Linked DNA regions of Homo sapiens: regions 1 and 3 are each linked to region 2. The links are chromatin contacts, found by Hi-C or POLR2A ChIA-PET in ENCODE. All regions are on one chromosome and are shown on one strand. Each heading gives the region's core, a stretch centred on a gene start or an enhancer-like site at or near the end of the contact. The rest is flanking DNA. Distances are from core to core; before and after follow the strand shown. Region 1 holds the start of USP2 (ubiquitin specific peptidase 2). Region 2 holds the start of SLC37A4 (solute carrier family 37 member 4). Region 3 overlaps USP2 (ubiquitin specific peptidase 2).

Evidence for each region. A loop is a pair of places that touch in the nucleus more often than their neighbours do. ChIA-PET counts read pairs that join two places held with the same protein, here RNA polymerase II (POLR2A). Pooled maps may share reads with other maps.
Region 1: a pooled map shows a loop between it and region 2 (8-fold over the local background). The contact joins the promoter of USP2 here to the promoter of SLC37A4 in region 2. A Hi-C loop is called at or near these places in 7 of 50 pooled maps. POLR2A ChIA-PET finds 5 or more read pairs at or near these places in 3 of 52 experiments (Panc1, WTC11 and activated CD4-positive, alpha-beta T cell).
Region 3: a loop to region 2 is called in a pooled map, with 2.3 times the contacts of the local background. The contact joins the enhancer-like site here to the promoter of SLC37A4 in region 2. A Hi-C loop is called at or near these places in 1 of 50 pooled maps. POLR2A ChIA-PET finds 5 or more read pairs at or near these places in 5 of 52 experiments (GM10248, OCI-LY7, T-cell and 2 more).

The regions. Positions count from the first base shown.
Region 1 is chr11:119,380,188-119,383,402 of GRCh38, reverse strand. It overlaps USP2 (ubiquitin specific peptidase 2), which reads left to right and starts at 1,713. Exons shown (of 13, transcript NM_004205.5): 1 at 1,713-1,930. It overlaps USP2-AS1 (USP2 antisense RNA 1), which reads right to left and starts at 1,625. Exons shown (of 4, transcript NR_034160.1): 1 at 1,495-1,625. RefSeq lists an enhancer at 1,646-2,635.
Region 2 is chr11:119,029,627-119,032,980 of GRCh38, reverse strand. It overlaps SLC37A4 (solute carrier family 37 member 4), which reads left to right and starts at 2,104. Exons shown (of 10, transcript NM_001467.6): 1 at 2,104-2,132. RefSeq lists a silencer at 2,490-2,649.
Region 3 is chr11:119,355,331-119,358,575 of GRCh38, reverse strand. It overlaps USP2 (ubiquitin specific peptidase 2), which reads left to right. Exons shown (of 13, transcript NM_004205.5): 8 at 324-427; 9 at 515-595; 10 at 741-819; 11 at 986-1,093; 12 at 1,269-1,389; 13 at 1,654-3,245. The coding sequence ends at 1,741. Among named protein-coding and RNA genes, the nearest start is that of MFRP, 10 kb to the right of the region's middle. RefSeq lists an enhancer at 1-752. Within about 2 kb of position 1,720, at least 21 of the 41 ENCODE cell types and tissues checked have a DNase peak (open chromatin) inside an H3K27ac peak, as active enhancers do; they include endothelial cell of umbilical vein, where a contact is called at or near this core.

The sequences.
Region 1 (3,215 bases), core at 464-2,963, 350 kb before region 2:
CCTTTACTTTTACTCTTCTCTCTGCCTAGAACATTCTTTCCCCACATTTATGTGTAGTTCACGCCTAGCCTCCCTCAGGTCACTTGAATGTTACCTTCTCCGAACGCACCTCCTCCTTGCTTGATGTGCCCCATAGCTCTTAGCATCATCTAACATATTACATATTCTACTTATTTAGTCCTGCTTCTACTAGAATGTAAGCTCCCTGAGGGCAGGGATTGTGCCTGTTTTGTTCCCTGCTATATCCCCAGTTTCTAGAAGAGTGACTGGCATGTCCAATATCCATCTGTAAAATGAAGTGATGGAATGAGGGCCCTAAGGAAATATAACATGGTGAAACCCCATCTCTACTAAATACAAAAAATTAGCTGGGGCCGGGTGCAGTGGCTCACACCTGTAATCCCAGCACTTTGGGGGTCTGAGGCTGGTGGATCACCTGAGGTCAGGAGTTCAAGACCAGCCTGACCAACACGGTGAAACCCTGTCTCTACTAAAAATTCAAAAATTAGCCAGGCGTGGTGGTGGGCTCCTGTAATCCCAGCTACTCGGGGGAGGCTGAGGCACAAGAATCACTTGAACCCGGGAGGAGGAGGTTGCAGTGAGCCGAGATTATGCCATTGCACTCCAGCCTGGACAACAGAGCAAGACTCTATAAAAAAAAAATCGGCCTGGCGTGGTGGCGCACGCCTGTAATCCCAGCTACTTGGGAGGCTGAGGCAGAATTGCTTGAACCTGGAGGTTGCAGTGAGCTGAGATCGCGCCATTGCACTCCAGCCTTGGCAACAAGAGCGACGACACTCCGTCTCAAAAAAACAAAAAACAAAAACAAAAACAAAACAAGAGTTGAAATCAAGAAGGGAATCGTGCCTTGGACAAGAACAGGGGTGCCTCTTTCACTGCTCCTGATAAGAATGGATTCAGACATGTTTGTAGGTAGAAATTTAAGAATTCCCCTCTTGATTGCGTCTGATTTCTCTGGGAAATAGAAGAGAAGGAAGGACTTGAGGAGAGTAGCGATGGAGAGAGAGATCTATGGTGAAGATGGGAGGAGTTAACGGCAGCTGCAAGGGTTGATGGAGCAGCTGAAGTTGAAAACCTGGATTCGCCTTGGTACCCAGCTACCTGGTTGTGCGATTTTCCTCATCAACATCGGGGGAGTCGGGAGAAGGTTACATAAAAGGAATGGGAGCAGCAAAAATTCAAGTTTTGTCTCGGCTTTTTCTTGAAAAGACCAAAGAGAATTCTTTCATTGACTCAGTGCCTCCGTTTACCCACTCAGGCATTCATCACTAATCACTGGTCCCATGAAAGTAAAATGAGCGGAGAGTGTCTTTGACAGCAGAGAAAAAGAGAAGAGGCTGAGGAACAGGACCTCCCCCAGCCCAGTGAGAAGGGGAGTGGGGGACGTTTAGCCTTCCCTAAAAACTGAAAGTTGATACGCCCCAGGGCTCAAGTTCCGAGCCTTCTCCCATGACGCCTCTTCTTTCCCAATACCTTCCAGCTGCCCCGTCGTGTGACATTCCAGTCCACCTCTGTTCCTGCTCCACCCGCTCCAAACTCGCGTGCTTTTCCTCCACGTGGTTCTCTGTGTATATCGGTTGCCTGGGTGGCCCCAGCCGGAGGCCGGGCTCTAATGACGCCACAGTAGGAACAAGCCAATAGCCGTGACGCGACTCAGTGACGCGAGACGCGGGGTGTGGCTCTGCCGGCCCAGGCGCGATGAGGCGGCTGCCCGCTGGGTGGCGCCGATTTCCCGGGGAGGTCCCTTCTGGGCCCCCGGCGGAGGTGGGAGAGAGTCAGGCAGGAGCCGAGGCCGGGGAGCCCTCTTCGTCAGCTGGTGCTCACTGCGCCGCGCCAGCGCCAGCCGGGACTCACCCGCAGCTCCATGCTTGTGCCCGGTTCGACTCGTCCATACTCCAAGAAGAGGCAGGTACGTGCCACCTGTCGGGGATCCGGGAGGGGGGATTCGGGGATCAGTGCCGGTTTGGAGCTCAGAAAGTAAGGTGTCCACGACATTCTGGGCAGAGTGGACACTAGAAATATAGGGAGAGAGCCGGCTGTGCAGGGACGCTCCAGCTGTGTCTGCCAGTTGTGTGAGGGCTGCCTGCTGACAGCCCAGGGTGCCAGGAAGAGCCAACTGTGTGCTGATCAGTGTATTCTAAGGAAATGCTGCTTTGGCGGGTCCTCCTCGCTGTGCCCCGTGTATATCGGTGGTATGTGGCCTGAGCGACACTGACAAACCCCCTCCCCACGTGTGCGTGCAGCTCACTCGCTGCTCTTAAAGCTCCCCGGTCAGTTTGCTAAAGGGGGTTAGGGGCGGGGGTTGGGCAACAATTAAGCGGAAGGGGAGATTTTCCACCAATCCCAAACCAGAAAGAGGCAGCTTTGAAATTCTCACCAGTCCCAAACCAGAAGCAGGCACGCGGTGCTCCGGAGAGAGCAACTTCTCAACAGTCAAGGGAAGCCCTAGCCAACCCATTCTAGCCCTTCCCTGAAGAGTGAACATCCTACCTCCTGACCTGGCTGCCTTTAGAATGGGACTGAGCTGGAGGTAGTGGTAGGGGCTGCTCACCTCCCCTGGAATGGGCATGAGAACATCCCCCAGATGGACCCCCGTAAAGCAGAGGAAAGGAGAGCTGATTGGGCTAAGGTCGAGGCAGGCCCCCTCCTTTGATGCTGTAGATGCATGTCAGACTGGAGTCAGAATGAGGACTGGAATGAGGGCGTCCTCTGAAGTGCATCATTAGGACCTGGGCTGAGTCAGTAGCCTGTGCTAAGACAGGGTGGAGGCACCAGGCTGGGTACTCCCAGTCCTCGGGGAGAGCCATCGAGAAACGTCCTGGGAGCAGACAAGTGCACCAAGGCCAGAGAGGCTAAGAACCCCGTTCCTTCCTCTTGTGACCCTGCCCAGCCCGGCTCTGTGGCCCTGGAATCCTGAGCCCTCCCACAGGTAGAGTGGAACCACCCCAGAGGGGCCAAGCATTCTCCTGGTGGCCTGGGGGAAGCTGCACTTGCCGTATTTTTCTAGGCAAAGGGGGAAGGAGCCCAGATGGGCTTGGCCTTTCTCTGCTTGGTGGACTGGACGTCTAGGAAGATGGCAAGCCTTGTTTGCCCTTCCCAGTTATGGGACATGGTCAGTTCAGAAAACCAAGGGACTGTTCTCTGGCATTAGAAAGGCACACTTCCGGCCGGGAGCAGTGGCTCAAAGTGCAGTA
Region 2 (3,354 bases), core at 855-3,354:
GGAGTTTGAGACCAGCCTGACCAACATGGAGAAACCCTACCCCTACTAAAATTACAAAATTAGCTGGGCATGGTGGGGCATGCCTGTAATCCCAGCTACTCGGGAGGCTGAGGCAGGAGAATCGCTTGAACCCCAGAGAAGGAGGTTGCAGTGAGCTGAGATCACTCCACTTCCAAAACAAAACGATAGGGCTGTTAATTTAGGTGGTGGTTACACGGGTATTAACATGTGTAAAAAATCACTGAGTTGTACATGTAAGATTCCTGCACTTTTTGTATTTTATTATGTGTATGTTAAATCTTAAAAATAAAAGCGGAGAAAAACCTGATGGCTTCCTACTCCTCTATTAGGTAAAGTAAGAATCTGCTCTGGTTTGGTTTCGGAGGAACTGTTTCCTGGTCCTTGGATCTACCTGGCTGAAAGCACAGTGCCTGGTACAAACTAGGCTCCTCCCCGATTTTGAATTAACGAAGTTCAGTGACATCGTCATCCTATTTTTTTTTTTTTTTTTTTGAGACAGGCTCTCGCTCTGTCACCCAGGCTGGAGTGCAGTGGCACGATCTCGGCTCACTGCAACCTCTGCTTCCCAGGTCCAAGAAATTCTCCTGCCTCAGCCTCCCCAGTAACTGGGATTACAGGCGTGTGCCACCAAGCCTGGCTAATTTTGGTATTTTTAGTAGAGACAGGGTTTCACCATGTTGGCCAGGCTGGTCTCGAACTCCTGACTTCAAGTGATCTGCCCGCCTTGGCCTCCCAATGTGCTGGGATTACAAGCATGAGCCATCGCGTCCGGCCTGTCATCCTATTTTATCTCATCTCCTCCTCCTCCCTTCCCTGACCATCTTCTCTGGAGTAAAAGATCTTTGCTCTCAATTTTGGAACACTTACAATTCCTTCAGCCACTCTTGTTAGGAAGATATAAGGGAAGAGAGCGAGAGACAGGAGGCAACTCAACGGCCAAACAGGTTTATTCACAGGAATAAGCCTGCAAGGAGTTCCAGTCAGGAGTCTGGCTGAGACCCTGATCGCTTACAAGCTGAGGCTTTTATAATATCGTTTCTATTGGGGAGAGGTCGGGAAGTGCTGGCTGATTGGGACTGTTGGGGACTTTGTTAGGCTATGTTACCTTCTGTTGAAGCTATGGGCAGGGTTAACATTTGCTCTGTTTCTGAGAACACAGTCATCATTGTTGTAAAATAGCATCACTACTGTTACTCCTCACAACTCTTAACTGGGATCAGTGAAAACCATTGTTGTTGAGAACTCTTATAGAATTTCTGAGCTCTTATCTAAATCATCTGTTGAGTCTTCACAATGATCTACCAGGCTGGTAGGAAACGGGAGCTCATAGAGATTAACCAAGGTCATACAGTTAGAATGCTGTGGGTCTAGGACTAGAATTTGATATTTACTCCAGGCCCCGTCTCTGTCCCCAACAATCTAACCACAAGTTAAAATTCCAAATTGTGGGCTGGGCGCGGTGGCTCACGCCTGTAATCCCAGCACTTTGGGAGGCCGAGGTGAGCGGATCACGAGGTCAGGAGATCGAGACCATCCTGGCAAACACGGTGAAACCCCGTCTCTACTAAAAATACAAAAAATTACCCGGGCGTGGTGGTGGGCGCCCGTAGTCCCAGCTACTCGGGAGGCTGAGGCAGGAGAATGGTGTGAACCCGGGAGGAGGAGCTTGCAGTGAGCCGAAATCGCGCCACTGCACTCCAGCCTGGGCGACTGAGCGAGACTGTTTCAAAAAAAAAAAAAAAGAAAAAAAGAAAATACTGTGTGTTCCTACAACACCTTTCCCAGACTGTGAGCAACTTGGGAACAATGATTATCACCTTAGTGTTCGGTGTGTTTTGTAGAGGAGGGCACTCACTAAAAACTGGTTTGTTGAATGCAACCACTTAAGAATTGGACATGCCGTGCCCAGCCCCTAAGGGGCGCTATGCTCGTTCGTCCAAGGAGCAGCGTGACCAGCGGGAGGGAGTAAGTCGACGTCCCCGGCATGTGGGGCGGGGAACTCCACTGGCCGGCAAGCGAAGCAGCAGGCGAAGACCACGCCCCCGCCGGCCGCGCTTGCGCAGCCTTCGCTAGCCCCGCCCCGTCCTATTCGGGCTCCCGCCTCTGTTCAGGTAGGAGGCGGTATGCGGGGGAGGGGAGTCACCTGAGGGCGGGGATCTCAGGTCTTGGGGAGCCATTGTTGGCGAACCCCAACTTCCGATACGACCCGGAGCTGTTCCTGCAGTTCCAGAGACAATTCATGGGTCTTGGGGCCACCGAGGCGCTGTCCCTGACCACCAGCACGAGACCCCTTTCTATCGCGCCAGTCCTGTGGTCTCCGCACCTCTCCAGCTCCTGCACCCCCGGCCCCCGTGGTTCCCAGCCGCACAGTAGCGTGTCCTGGGTAGCGTGAGGACCCACGGGGCTGGGCAGGTGCCACGAGCCCGCCGCCTCTTCGCCGCCCGCCGCCTCTCCTCCTCTCCCGCCCGCCGCCTGGCCCTCCCCTACCAGGCTGAGCCTCTGGGTGCCAGAAGCGCGGGGCCTCCGGGAGAATACGTGCGGTCGCCCGCTCCGCGTGCGCCTACGCCTTCTGCTCCAGTTGCTTTCCCAATTGAGCGGAAAAGCCGGGGCATGTTGCCGGGGCCCTGGGCGGGACGGTTGTGCCCTGCAGCCCGAAGCCCGCCGGGGCACCTTCCCGCCCACGAGCTGCCCAGTCCCTCTGCTTGCGGCCCCTGCCAACGTCCCACAGGTTGGAAACCAGACCCTGCAGCCCCCAGCTAGCCCGAAGGAAGCCCAGACTGACGTCGCAGGGTAATGGGGACCCAGAGGTAGCTCTGTGGGGCCCCATCAGGACCTCAGCCCTTAGCGGGGCTTTCTGTGTGACACCGTGGGACCTGAACTGGGGAGGTCCCCCTTGCACAGAATTACAAGGGGCAACTGTAGGAAACAATTAAATCTATTATGTGCTAAGTATTGAGAGTTCCACGGATTGAGGCCCTCTCTAGAAGGCTTAGAAGTGGGGTAGCCGGGGTATGTGTCTGACTTTGTGTTTTGGTGCGGTGGTGGTGAGTGGGTGTAGAAACTAATAGTGCCAAGTGCAGTGCCTGTCAACTAGTAAGTTAATAAACCTTCCGTGAATGAATGAGAAGGTTCTGTGACTGAGGGAGCAGGGCTAGAGAGGGCATCTCTGCTCATCCCACCCCTGCCTCCCCTGGGCTCAGGCAGACAAAAGTAATTAGGTTGAACCTTTAATCAAAGCTGGTTTCACAGGCAAGCAGACATGATAGAGGAGGTAAAGGCAGAAATCCTGGGGACACAGGGTGCTGGCCTGGCTCACAGGCATGCCTCCTTCCG
Region 3 (3,245 bases), core at 471-2,970, 330 kb before region 2:
GGGAGGCCAAGGCGGGTAGATCACCTGAGGTCAGGAGTTCAAGACCAGCCTGGCCAACATGGCAAAACCCCATCTCTACTAAAAATGCAAAAATTAGCCAGGCATGGTGGTGGGCACCTGTAATCCCAGCTACTTGGGAGGCTGAGGCAGGAGAATCACTGAACCCAGGAGGCAGAGGTTGTTGTGAGCTGAGATTGCACCACTGCACTTCAGCCTGGGGGACAGAGCAAAACTCCATCTCAAAAAAAAAAATAAAAGCTGCTGTGCAGAAGACCATGCTCTACTTCCTGTATTTCAGCATCTCATGGCCTTCTCTTCCCCAGATCTCTTTGTTGGGCAGCTAAAGAGCTCGCTGACGTGTACAGATTGTGGTTACTGTTCTACGGTCTTCGACCCCTTCTGGGACCTCTCACTGCCCATTGCTAAGGTATGCACCCCAGTTGCCCGCCTTGTTGAACTCCCTCTCCTGTCCTTTCATGTTGACCTCTGACCTTTGCTTTTTTCCCCTTCCCAGCGAGGTTATCCTGAGGTGACATTAATGGACTGCATGAGGCTCTTCACCAAAGAGGATGTGCTTGATGGAGATGAAAAGCCAGTAAGTCACCCTTCGGTAATAGCAAGAACAAATTTCCGTGGGACCTACTGGGAAGAGGCTGATACCAGCAGATCCAGTTGAGGAGTGACTGGATTGGGGCCCACTGACTTCCCCACAAGTTCTTTCTGTTTGTCTTGTCTCTCAGACATGCTGTCGCTGCCGAGGCAGAAAACGGTGTATAAAGAAGTTCTCCATCCAGAGGTTCCCAAAGATCTTGGTGCTCCGTATCCTTAAGATCCATCAGGGCTGGGACATGACTTTCAAGGGTGACTGATGACAAGGGGCCCATAGGTGAGGGGAACAGTCGGAAGAAACGGACCTTGTAGGCTTTCCTTTTGTTGTCTGCCCTTCTGCATTGGTTTGACTATCCTTGACTCACGTCAATGCCAGATCTGAAGCGGTTCTCAGAATCCAGGATCCGAACCAGCAAGCTCACAACATTTGTGAACTTCCCCCTAAGAGACCTGGACTTAAGAGAATTTGCCTCAGAAAACACCAGTGAGTATCTTTGAGTAGGCAGGGCAGAATGAAGACGCAGGTGTGCAAGGCCGGAGGGAGGGCAGGAGGAAGGGGAGCTGCCAGCACCAGCTACTGAGAGACCCAGAAGGAGAGGTTGGAGGGGGGAAGTCGGGGCAGGGGGGCCTCGGGGGCTTGACGGCTGCCTCCTCCTCAGACCATGCTGTTTACAACCTGTACGCTGTGTCCAATCACTCCGGAACCACCATGGGTGGCCACTATACAGCCTACTGTCGCAGTCCAGGGACAGGAGAATGGCACACTTTCAACGACTCCAGGTGAGAGCCAGGGCAGGGCCGGAGCCCCTGGCTGTAGCCACCCACTCTCCCCCCACTCCTCCACCCTCCCCCCAAACCCACCCCCCTCCCACCCCCCGCACGGCTTACACCGAGAATGGATGGCAAAGTTTAAGGCCACGAAGCCGCTGCCCGTGGGGAGGCTCCCTGAAAGGCAGGCCGGCCGGCCTCGGGGGCACAGAAAGAAGCCGGCGGGGGGTCTCCCGGTCCTGCCCGCTCCGGGCTGACTCCCCGCTCTCTCCGCAGCGTCACTCCCATGTCCTCCAGCCAAGTGCGCACCAGCGACGCCTACCTGCTCTTCTACGAACTGGCCAGCCCGCCCTCCCGAATGTAGCGCCAGGAGCCACGTCCCTTCTCCCTTCCCCGTGGTGGCCCCGCTCCCTAAATTTTTTAAAAAGACAAAAACAAAACAACAACAACAACACACAAACCTGACAAGAGAAAAACAAACCTGAAGCTGCCGAGCAGGAGTGGATGCAGCCTGATCAGGGTCTGGAGCAAGGAGCCGGGCTTTCCTGAGCTGTGGCCCGGCAGGGAAGATCGCCTGGACGTGGAGCCAGCATCGCCCCGTGCCCTCGGCGTTTGCATTTGTAAACTTGTGGTCTTCCTATGTGTCAGAAACAACTGTGTCTTGGGGGGGAAGACCCTCGCTGCGCCGCTTCCCGCCGCAGCGCCCGCGCCTCCGAGGGGACAGCGCCCTCTGGAGCTCGCTGGGAGCATCACCGCCTGGACGCCCGCGCCGCGGAGGAGCCGGCGCCCATCTCCACCCGCACGGCTCGCCGGTCCAGAGCCATGAGCCAAGAGCCCTCTTCACGCTGCTAACTCCAGGGGACAGACGAAGGGACATCTTTGGAAAACGCTGGTTTTGGTTTTTAAAAAGCCCAACTTTTTTTTTTTAATTTCCATAACTAAAGTGTTCAGACTGGAGTGCTCTCCTTCAGGCCTCTTCATAGCTGGGACGTTGCACTGGTCCTTTTATTGCTTTTCCAAGTACAACTTTCTAATGCTAGCCCTCCGTGGTGCTAGGTGGGCGTTGGCCAGGCCCCAAGCACAGCCACAGTAGACCTGGGATCTAAAACAAGTTTCTGTTTTGGGGGTTTGGGTTTTTTTTTTTTTTTTTTAATGTTTTGAATGGAATTTAGTTGCCTCCAAGAATTGTGCCTTATAGCATTTGGGGACCAGGGGGTAACTGCCCCTCCTGAAATATCCCTCAGCCTCTTCCCTTTTCCCCAGTGCTCTGTTCAAACCCGCCTGGGAAAGGGATCCTGCCCTTAGCCCTGGCTCGTTGTGCATTGCAGTGAGGCAAAGAAGAAAGCAGGTAGATTCCTTCCGACAGGGCATCAAGTTCTTCCCGCCCACGTCCTCTAGCCCACCCCTGGTCTGCTCCCCAGCTGTTTGAAGGATAGCACAAGCCCCTCGTCCCTAGAGCTTCTCTCCCTTTTATTTATTCTCTTAACATCCCTTTCCCCCTGGCCTTCCTGCCCCCGCCCCCTTCTCAGAGCCTCCTAGACAATAGGCCCTTTGGACCGAGTTTCTCAGGGATGCCCAGGCCACCCCTCAGCTCTTCTTAGCGCTGGTCTCCAGTCCTGCCCTGGGAGCTGGAGCCTGGGTATTTGGGGACATCTTGCCTCAGTTGTATGGTTCTTTCCTGTGGGCTCAATTTTGCCCTACATAGTTGGATAAAACTCTGTGCTGTCCTGGAGAGTAAAGCTGTTCACCCACACAGCTGGGCCCGGCTTGTGCCCCGTGGAGCCTGGCACATTCCAGGCTCCTAGGAGGAGGCATCAGAGAAAGACACCCTGAGTTTTACTGGCCTGACACCCTTCTCCAGAGAAGAC